Linked DNA regions of Homo sapiens: region 2 is linked to region 1. Evidence: read pairs that join two places in POLR2A ChIA-PET (ENCODE). Cell type or tissue: PC-9. All regions are shown on one strand.

The links. ChIA-PET counts read pairs that join two places held together with the same protein. Peaks named below come from ENCODE experiments on the same cell type or tissue, not always from the same donor. Only the 100,000 strongest peaks of a DNase experiment are listed, where the experiment ranks them.
Region 2: POLR2A ChIA-PET joins it to region 1 with 16 read pairs; 2 of 35 experiments call an interaction of 5 or more read pairs at or near these places.

What each region holds. Positions count from the first base shown.
Region 1 is chr11:124,607,884-124,610,383 of GRCh38, reverse strand. No RefSeq gene overlaps it. Among named protein-coding and RNA genes, the nearest start is that of PANX3, 2.3 kb to the left of the region's middle. In PC-9, no CTCF peak of the experiment used is centred here; no DNase peak of the experiment used is centred here.
Region 2 is chr11:124,412,020-124,414,519 of GRCh38, reverse strand. No RefSeq gene overlaps it. Among named protein-coding and RNA genes, the nearest start is that of OR8B4, 12 kb to the left of the region's middle. In PC-9, no CTCF peak of the experiment used is centred here; no DNase peak of the experiment used is centred here.

The DNA of each region.
Region 1 (2,500 bases):
AAGGGAAGATTGTGCTGCTGGTGTGCACTTCTAGGCCCAAGGAATGGCTGGTTGTCAGGGTTTGGATGCAATTTATAAATCTTGGGGTGTCCACACATGCAATTCTGAGGTTTTTTGCAATGTGGGTGTTAGCTGAGTTGGGAAGAGAAGATTGGGCCAGGGGCTTGGGAGAGTCTGAGGATTCTAAATTTGAATCTGGCATTCCTGATCATTATGAAGCTGGGGTGTGTTTGTCTATATATGTCTAGGTGAGCAAGAATAACATATTTTATTTAACAGTTTGTTAACTTGGTTTATAACTTTTAATATTTTAGATATATGGTATGTGGATCTGTATTTGAACTTTTTTCTCCTAGGCCACAAATGTTTGGGCTGGGCTTACCTCTCTCCCCATCCCACAGGCTAGAGGCCAACTTGGATTCAGAGCTGCCCCGCGTGGGCTAACTGGCGTGTATGGGTCATGGGGCAGCAGAAGGGACCCTTTATTTCTATTCCCCATTACCCTCCCCACACCACATTTCTGTATCTTTTAATTAGGCATGTTTTTGCCAAATGTTTATTATTAGTTTGTATGCATGCATATCCTTTTACTTTTTAAAAATACATTTTTATTGAGAAATAATGTACACACCTTAGTATTGTGTACGGTGCACACAACTTGGGTGACGGGTACACTAAAATCTCAGACCTCACCACTATGCAGTTTATCCGTGTAACCAAAAACGATTTGTACCCCAAAAGCGATTGAAATAAAAAATTAAAAAGACCAAAAAACGAGAGAAAAATTCACATACCATAAGGATGCAGTTTAATAAATACTCGTCTGATCAAGAAACAGAACATTACGAGCACCCCAGAAACCACCTCTGTGCTCCTCTCTTCCAGCTTTTCCAAACGGTAAGCATTATATAAACTTCTAATTGATTAGTTTTGCTTTTTTATACATTATGAAAATGGAATCTTGTGTATTTACTCTTTTGTGTCTGGCTTCTTTTGCTCCACATCATATTTATGAGAATCATCCATTTCATTGCCTGTTTTTGTACTTTATGTAAATGGAATCATGTGCATGTGTTTATGTGTCTGGATTCTCTGCTCAACATATTTTTGAGATTCACCATGTTGCATGTACCAGAAATGCGTTTCCTCTGTGTAGATATATAACAATTTGTTTATCCATTCATAAGCTGACAGATATTTGAGTTTTCAGGTTCTGGATGTTATGAGATACTGTTGCTGTGAACATCCTAATATGTGTCTCCTGGTGAATATATGTATGCACTTATGTTGGGTACATATTGAGGGGTGGGATTGCTAGGTCATAATGCTATGCATATGTTTATCTCTATAGTTTTTCAAGAGGTTGTTTCAGTTTACACTTTCACCAACAGCTTATGAAAATCCTAGTTGCTGCACATCCTTGACATTACACTTTTGGAATTAAAATTTTTTTTAAGCCATTTTGGAAGGTGTATAGTAGTAATGCAATGTGGTTTTAACTTGAATATCTCTGTTGACTAATGAAGTTGGCTACTTCGGCCATTTGGATATCTTCTTTTGTGGATGGATGTGGGTGTACGTCTGAGTCTTTTGCCTGTTTTTCTGTTGGGTTGTCTGTCTTTTGCTTATTGATTTGTAGTACTCTTTCAAATATTCTGGATGTGAGACCATTGCTAGCAATATGTTTTATTTATATCTTCTTCCACTCCACTTGTTGCCTTTTCATTCTCTTAATGGTGTCTTTTGATGACCAGAATTTCTAATTTTAATACAGTCAATGTATCATTTTTTTCTATGGATAGTGCTATATGTATTCTGTTTAAGAAGCAATTGGTTATTAATTACAATACCATGAAAAATGTTTCCTAGGTGTTCTCCAAAATATTTTTGTTTTATCTTTCTCATTTGGGTCTGCAGTTCATCTATAATTTTTTTTAACATATGGTATGAGATATGAGTCAAGAAATATTATTTTCCATATGGCTATCCAGCTGACTCAGCACAATTTATTGTAAGACCTTTCCTTTCTCATTGCAGTGCAGTGTTGTCATGGTCATAAATCAGGTGACTGTGTTCCAGCTGACAATGTCTTTTTTTTTTTTTTTTTTTTTTTGCCAACACTACAATATCTTAGCTAGTATAGCTTTATAGTAGGTCTTGGCACCTGTAGTGTAGATCTTCCAGTTTTATTGTTCTTCAGGATTGCTCTGGCTATTTTGGATCTTTTGCATTTCTACATGAATTTTACCATCAGTTTTTGAATTTCAGCAGGAAAGAAACCTGCTGGAATTTTTGATTGTGACTTTAATTTACAGCTTAATTTGGGAAAAATTGCCTTCTTTACAGCATTTAGTCTTCAAATCTATGAACATGGCATATCCCTCCATTTGCTTAAGACTTCTTTCTGAGGCCGGGTGCAGTGGCTCACACCTGTAATCCCAGCACTTTGGGAGGCCAAGGTGGGTGAATCACCTGAGGTCAGGAGTTCGAGACCAGCCTG
Region 2 (2,500 bases), 200 kb after region 1:
CACTTCCCATGCTAATCTGCCGCTTCTTGGACGGTGAGCGATTTTATTCCTTTTCTTTCTTTTCATTTATCTGTGTAAAAAAACATTGTTGAAGTGAGCACCAACAATGTACTAGGCCCTGCATTTGGCACTGGGGATATCACACTGAACAGTGCAGACATCTTCCCAGTTCTCACAGAGCATCCGAGCTTATTCTGACAAGTAACAGAAAGTAACTCTAGGAGTTGATGGAAAGAATATTGGGGATGTAAAGTAATTTGGAGTGGGTTGTAAAACCATACTTGCAGAACTGTAAGAACCAAGACAACCCCAGAGGCCAAGACCAGGACATATTTCAGCAAGAACAGTCTGGCCAAAATGCCACACCCCTGCTCCGTACATCTCACACTATCCTTGGATCCTGCTGAAGCCATGCAAATGGTTCCCAATGGTTCCATTTGTTTGTATCATTGTAGATTAATTTCTCAGGTGGGAGCATGCACCTAGATACTGCTGACCTAGGTCAAGGTGCCCGTTTTCTGGCTGCCAGGTGGTATGGGGAGGGACCTTCTCTCCTACATGGTTTCTGCAGTGGGAAGATGGGTGTTGAGTCCCTCCAACATGACACTGAATGGAGGATTTCACCCAGAAGACACAAGCTCATACAGTTGACTGACATTTTTAACTCTGGTTATAACCTATGGCTTATTTACATAATATCAACTGTAACATTTGGGGGTGTTGTTCTTGCTGTCTTTCATTGCATTTGATTAAATCATATCAAGGATTCAGGTCATTTCTCCCTAACTGATATTTCATTTGTTTTCATACTTCTAGGTGCTTTTTATTTCTGGTGGAAGCATTGAGTATTGGTGGAACTGAATACTAAGCTGTCTGGCAAAGTAGAAATCTAATCTCCAGAGGCTCAGCTCCAGCATCATAAAGAAAAGTATATCCCCAGAGTCAAAGCATAAAGGAAAAGAATAGGTGTATGGATTTGGACAGAGAGGAAACCATATACATATGCCTAATGATTTATATATTGGTTTACTCATTACATTAAAAAATAATAACAAAGGACTGAGATTAACCTCAGTTAATAACAAAGGACTGAGATAGTCCTTTGATTATTCATCAAAGAGGGACAGATCAAATAGATTTTCAGATATCTGTACAAAAACTGCTATCTAGGTGTATAAAAAATGAAGACTACCTTTATGTATGAAATAATCTCCAAAAGATATTGTTAAGTGGAAAAATCTCTCTTACACCATTGTTCCAGTCTAGCCTGGTTGGTCCATATGGTGACTGCACAGGTATCTGGGACTCCTCTTTACTACTCTTCTGAATCTACTCTTCCTGGGTCCTAAGTCTTACTCATTCTTCAGTCGTTTCTCAAGAAGTGATAGATAGGAAATTAAAAGCGAGTTGAAAAACAGTGCATACAGTATACTACTATTTGTGTAAAATTTGTGGGATAATGCATGTGAATTTCATTATGCAGTTATGCACTGCATGATGATGTTTTGGTTGATGACAGATTGCACATATGATGGTAGTCCCCTAAGATTATAATGGAGCTGAAAAACTCCTATCCCCTAGCAATGTCATAGCCATCAAAAGGTAAAGACATAGCACAATGCATTACCCACATATTTGTAGTGATCCTGGTGTAAACAAACCAACTGTGCTGCCAGTCATATCAAAGGATAGCACATATTATTATGTACAGTACATAATACTTACTAATGAATGACTGTTACTGGTTTATGTATTAAGCTTACTATACTCTTTCATCATTATTTTGGAGTGTACTTTTTCTACGTATTAAAAAAAATTAACTGCAAAACAACCTCGGGCAGGTTCTTCAGGAGGGATTCCAAAAGACGGCATTGTTACCATAGGAGATGACAGCTCCATATGTTATTGTCCCTGAAAACCATTCAATGAAACAAGATGTGGAGGTGGAAGACAGTAATATTGATGATCCTGACCCTGTGTAAGCCTAGGTTAACATGTGCATTTGTGTCTTAGTTTCTAACAAAAGCATTTATAAAGTAAAAATGTTACAGTAACCTAAAGTTAATTTATTATTGAAGAAAGAAAAATATTTTAAGATAAATTTAGTGTAGCCTAAGTGTAGAGTGTTTATAAAGTCTACAGTAGTGTAGAGTAATGTACTAGACCTCCACGTTCACCTGCCACTCACTCACTGACTCACCCAGAGCAACTTCCAGTCCCACAAGCTCCATTCATGGTAAGTACCCTATACAAGTGTACCATTTTTAATCTTTTATACCATATTTTTACTGTACATTTTCTATGATTGGATATGTTTAGATACAGCAATACTTACCATTGTGTTACAATTGCCTACAGTACAAAGTACAGTCACATGCTGTAGGAGTTTGTAGCCTAGGAGTAAGAGGCTGTACCATGTAGCCTAGGTGTGTGGCAGGCTGTATGATTTAGGTTTGTGTAAATTCACTCTGTGATGTTTGCATAACCACAAAATCACCTA